Regions from separate parts of the Homo sapiens genome. Here region 1 is linked to region 2. A link is a contact called in ENCODE Hi-C or POLR2A ChIA-PET data. All regions are on one chromosome and are shown on one strand. Each heading gives the region's core, a stretch centred on a gene start or an enhancer-like site at or near the end of the contact. The rest is flanking DNA. Distances are from core to core; before and after follow the strand shown.

Region 1 (2,700 bases), core at 71-2,570, 38 kb after region 2:
GGCGGTCAGGAGGTAGAGGGAATGGGAGAGACCAGGCCAAGGGGCCCAGGGACAGAGCTGCCTTTGTGAGGAGATGAGGTTTGGGAAGTGAGTTTGGGTGAGGGGAGCAGGGGTGTCTGAGGCCTGGGGGAGGAGAGGGCAGCTTGCTGGACTCCCAGGCACCTCCCTCCGATACTGATACTCCCGCAATACTAGTGAGCAATTAATTGGCTGGGGCGGGGCAGGGGCCAGAGCAGGAGGGAGGCCAACGCAATGGAGGAGAAGCCACCACCCTCTCAGCAGATGGCAGGGCTCCGGTTCTCCTGGCCTCCTTTCATCCTTTGAGGACCCGGGAGCCTGCCTGGCCCTCCTCGACCTGCCCAGAGCTGGCTGCTGCTTCCTGCTCGCTCATCCAGCCCAGGGCCAGCAGATGGGCTATGGGGCCACCACCTTCCCAATTAGCCTTCTTAGCCTCTTGCTCACCCTTGAGGTCTGGGTTACCAGCCATGGGGAGGGGCTGTGAGTGCCCTGTGAGTAACCAAGGCCCAGCTTTGACAGAGGTCATCAGCCCAGGCCCCTCCCCTGGCTGAGCCCTGGCTCCCAGCACCCCCCCACCCCCGCCACCATGCCGTCCCCAGAGGCCCCCAGAAGCGACAGGTCAGGGAGTTGGTTTTGGGAATGTGGTGCCCCATTTCTGAGAAGGAGAAAGTTCCCCAGGTGATGGAACACGTAATAGGTATGTGGCTGGCCTGGTACTTGGGGAGTGGTGGGAGGGGGAGCCTGGGGGATGGGGGCAGAACTCATATTTGAAGGAGGAAAGTGGAGGTGGAGTGATGGGGTCCTAAGGAAGGAGCAGATCAGGGGCTGTGAATGGGACCTCATTGGGGTTGGGTGGGTGGGGCTGGAGCGGGCACCCAAGTGTGGAAGAAAAAGCTGAAACACCCACGACTGCGAGTGGAGGGCAGATGGAGAGACAGGCCAAGCTACGGTAGGCAGGAGAGTTAAGGAGCCAGGCAGCTGGGTCCCGTGGCAAGAGTGGCCGCCCCAGAGTGGGTGGCCGTGGGGCAGAGCGCCTGGTTCCGGGTTAGGCAATGAGGAGCCGGGGCCAGGCCTGTCAGGTGGCAGGATCGTTAGAGCCCCGTGGCCATGGGTACCCCACACTGCAGCCACTGCTGCTGCTGAGTAGGCAGATGCACCGGGCTGATTACCACGCTCCTCCCGGCCACACCAACTTCCCCTGGGGCACCCACCCCCTCCACCTCTCCTCCTCTCCCCACAGTGACTCCTGCCCAGGGAATGTCCAGCTCTGGCATAAAGGACCCGGGTGTCCTTGAGCTGCCATCAGTCAGGAGGCCGTGCAGTCCGAGATGGGCTCGTCTCGGGCACCCTGGATGGGGCGTGTGGGTGGGCACGGGATGATGGCACTGCTGCTGGCTGGTCTCCTCCTGCCAGGTAGGAGGCTGGGGGCCCTGGGAACAGGAGGGAGGCGGGAGGGAGACTCCGGGAGAGGACCCAGCGAAGGGGACAGGCAGGGGCTCTGGAATCTGCCTTTTGAGTCTGGGGGTTGCTCCTCACTGTATGGTCGCCTCAGGTAAGTTTCTTAAACTTCCTGAGCCCCAGTTTCTGAAACTCTGAAGTGGGGTTAATGACACCTAACTCTAGTCTGTGTGTCTCAAATTAAATAATGTATGTGATATGTACTTTGGAAATTCTAGAGGTTTATATAAATGGTGGTGGTGATTTTTATTATGGGAGCACTACAAGATAATGATTGGACATTTAATAGTAATAATATCATTTTTAGAGCCTTTTTATATGCTAGACTCTGTTTTAAGCACATTTGGATTATATATTAGAACTTTTATTTTTATTTTTTTTTGTGAGATGGAGTCCCACTCTGTCTCCAAGGCTGGAGTGCAGTGGCGTAATCTCGGCTCACTGCAACTTCCACCTCTCAGGTTCAAGCGACTCTCATGCCTCAGCCTCTAGAGTAGCTGGGACTACAGGTGCCCATCACCACACCTGGCTAATTTTCTTTTTTTTGTATTTTTAGTAGAAACAGGGTTTCACCATTTTGGTCAAGCTGGTCTTGAACTCCTGACTCAAGTGATCCGCTCGCCTCAGCCTCCCAAGGTGCTGGGATTACAGGCATGAGCCACCACACCCGGCCTATATTAGCACTTTTGATCATTACAAGAACGGTATGAAAGGAGATTTGCTATTTCCACTCTACAGATGAGGACACTGAGGCTCAGAGAAGTTAGGAAAGTAGCTCAAGATCATGCATTAGAAGGCAGCAAAGCCAAGATTTCAACCCCAGGCCGGGCAACCCCTGGACCTGTGTTGTTGACCACCGGGTACTTATAGCCCTTGAGGAATTTCTGCGACCTTCCCATGGTCTAGTGGGTGGTTGGTGTCTGAGGGAATAGCGAAAGAGAGAGGCAATGCATGGTGGATTCGTGCAGAGGACTGAAGGGAATTGGCACAGCTGGGGTTCGGCGTGGAGGTGCATGCAGAGAATTTCTTTCTGAGGAGAGAACAGGGACATCACAGAGGATGGCAGTCTGGTTGTTGGTGGAGGGATCAGGATGAGTGGCAGTAATAATTCATAATATATAATGCTTTACACTTTCTAAAACATCTGGCCGCACATGATAGCTTGTGCCTGTAATCCCAACATTTCAGGAGGCCAAGGCAGGTGAATCGCCTGAGGTTAGGAGT
Region 2 (2,700 bases), core at 33-2,532:
GACTGTGCACACTTCTGGTGGGAAGATGAAGGTCTGGACCACGACCATCCATCCAATCTGATGGGAGTATGGGAGGCAGGCAGCAGGGTCTTGTGGAGACCTTACTCATTCCAGCCTGGCGCTTCAACCACCCAGGGGCAAAGCTGCCCTGCTTAATGCTCACCTTGGCTGCTGTGGTCTTCCAGGCTGACCCTCCAGTCATCACCCCGGGGCTCGGCATGCAGTTCGGCGTGGATCCCAGAGATGAGGCCAGGCTCCTGCTGGGGCCGCAGGGCCACATCACACAGGTCGGCCCTGTGGCCCAAGCGATAGGTGCAGCCAGCCCCGGCGGGGGGGTGGAAGGTGTAGAGATCACCGCCCCTGCCGCCCCCTATGCGCAGCAGTTGGAAGCAGGGCAGCATGGGCGGTGCCCCCTCTGCACCACCTCTTCCACTTCAGGCATCCATTTCCTTTCCCACTCCTGGGCCACGCACCGCTGGCTTAAGTTCGCTTCCCAGTCTGATGCAAACTTGAGTTGTGCTGTATGCGGTTTCAACTTTGAGCACACTACCTGAATAGCCCAAATTCAGAGTGCAAGCAGCCTAGGACTCAATGCAAAATTGGTTAAGCCGACTTGCAAATGAAAAATTCCAGGAAGGTCTCCGTGCAATGCAAACTCAGGAACACGTCCTATGGCACCTCACTTGAGCTGGATCCTCAGATCGCAAAATATTTGGGGAGCCTCCAATCTGCAAGGCAAGGATACTTTAGGCAGCTCCTGTGTGTGTCGGGGTGGCGGGGCGCGGGGAAGGAGGTCCTGTTATACACACGTCTACGTGCAATACGAACACATCACCTCTGTGTAATTCGGAGAAGAGTAGCTTCTTCCTGTCAAACTTGCTTATCCTAATAGAGCACTCCTGCTTGCCTGCGCCCCGATCTTCTGGCCAATCCCTCACTCATAACTGGTTGAACCTCCGAGGGCAATGAATCCACTGTCATCCCCCAAAAGAAAGTGCAAACGAGTCCTTAAGTACTCCAACAAATTGGACCTAAACCCCTACTTCCCGGCTTCTCTAGGTGGGATAAAAACAGGAAGGAGCTCCCCGCGATCATGCAAGGCATACCCGGCCTTTTCCCACTCCGCCCCAGCCCCGTTTCGGATCTACCCGCGCGGCGCAGTCTCCGAGTAGCCTCCTCTTCAAGCAGTGCCAGCCTGTGCGGCGGATCCCGGGACCCCTTGGGCTCCTCGGCAGGAGCCGACGTTGCTGCATCTGTTTGACAGCCAAGAAGCCGGGGCCAGGAGGGGCGCGGCCTCTGCGCGCGGGCAGCGCCTACCCCTCCTTCGGAATTCCCGGGCCCGAACTTCGCGCCGAGCGAGCCCGCCCCCGTGCCGTTCCCGATTGGCCAGCTCATGTGTTCTCTTCCGCGCCATTGGACAGCGCCCCAAGATCTCCCGCCTTCCACTTTTTCTGATTAGTTCACAAGTTTTCCCGGGTTGCCGCAGTGAGGAGGAGCCGCCTGGGCGCGGAGATGCTCCGACGCATTTAGTGGGCCCAAATTTAGACGCCACTGCGCCTGCGTACACCTTTCCCCCTCCTCCCAACAGAGTGAAATAGGACTTTAGGGCGCCCGCCTTGCGCAGGCGCGGTCAGGGGCAGAGGCGGGGCCGGGAGCGAGGCGTAGGGGGTGTGGCCAAAGCGCAGTAGGGGGCTCTCGCGGTTGGTAAGGGACGTTCGGGAAGAGTCGGTTGGGGGCGGGAAGGGGCTGAGCGGGGGTCCTGGGAGGGTTCAAGGGGTCCAAAGGGGAAGGGGGTACAGGGGCCAGGTGAAGGGACAGATGAAGAGATCAGAACAGCCTTAGAGCTCACGGGCTAACTGGGTGAAGCCTCGGGTATCTAGGGGAGCAGTGGTGGGAGAGTAGAGCCGGCTAGCGTACAGGGGGCGAGGGCAGGCTATTGAGAGATGGGGGTGAGGGTCAGGACCAGAATAATTCCTTCAGAAAAAGGTAGATTAGGTTGTAAAAAGGGACGGGAGTAGGGATCCCAGATTCGGGTAAAAAATAGATTAATGAGGGTGGGAGGGTGGGAGGAAGATCTTAAAGTGCCCACTATGTGTTAGGACTCGAGAAAGAGGAGGCGGGCAGCAGGCATGGAAGCTAAGGGGATAGTAGAGAGAAGCTGAGAGAACAGCCGCAGGAAAGATTTGAATAAGATGTCAGGACGCTGGCTTTTCTGCCTGGGGATCTAGGCGGCCTGGATTCCCAAGGTCTTGGGGAGGGTCTAGCCCTGCATGTGGCCACATTCAGCTGGGGCCAGGCCTTGGGCCAGCACTTTAACAGGGAAGGACCCAAGAGTCATGGCCTGCTGGTGTCTGGATGGGCTTCCCTCAGGCCTTGCTGAGCCATGGAGAGAACTCTGGAGATGGCGCTCAAGACCCCTGCACTGTGTACCTCCTTTCTCACCTCTGGCCAGGAGCAGCAGGGACCATAGAAACTTAAGGAGGAGGGTAGAGGCACTGCCCAGAATCCTGAAAGTATGAGTAAAGCCTCAGAGCCCCTCTCAGTCTGTCTCTTTCAGTAAATTCTCTCCACTTGATAGTTGCTTGGGTTCCATGAGGAACCAGGTTGAGACAAGCAAGTGAATTTGGGGTATCTCCTACTTTGGGGAAGTAGGAAAAGAGCTAAGCATCGGGTGGACCTGGCTATAATTCAAGGATTATG

Evidence for each region. A loop is a pair of places that touch in the nucleus more often than their neighbours do. ChIA-PET counts read pairs that join two places held with the same protein, here RNA polymerase II (POLR2A). Pooled maps may share reads with other maps.
Region 1: a loop to region 2 is called in a map of endothelial cell of umbilical vein, with 7 times the contacts of the local background. The contact joins the promoter of CDSN here to the promoter of TCF19 in region 2. A Hi-C loop is called at or near these places in 10 of 168 maps with a recorded cell type or tissue (B cell, CD4-positive, alpha-beta memory T cell, CD8-positive, alpha-beta T cell and 6 more), 12 of 37 single-sample maps with no recorded cell type and 21 of 50 pooled maps. POLR2A ChIA-PET finds 5 or more read pairs at or near these places in 7 of 52 experiments (H1, HEK293T, K562 and 3 more).

The regions. Positions count from the first base shown.
Region 1 is chr6:31,119,066-31,121,765 of GRCh38, reverse strand. It overlaps CDSN (corneodesmosin), which reads left to right and starts at 1,320. Exons shown (of 2, transcript NM_001264.5): 1 at 1,320-1,431. The coding sequence starts at 1,347. The region is part of intron 1 of PSORS1C1 (psoriasis susceptibility 1 candidate 1); the gene reads right to left.
Region 2 is chr6:31,157,171-31,159,870 of GRCh38, reverse strand. TCF19 (transcription factor 19) reads right to left here and starts at 1,282. Exons shown (of 4, transcript NM_007109.3): 1 at 1,149-1,282; 2 at 164-974. The coding sequence starts at 401. It overlaps CCHCR1 (coiled-coil alpha-helical rod protein 1), which reads left to right and starts at 2,069. Exons shown (of 18, transcript NM_001105564.2): 1 at 2,069-2,486. The coding sequence starts at 2,271. RefSeq lists a silencer at 420-603 and enhancers at 1,827-2,327, 2,328-2,700.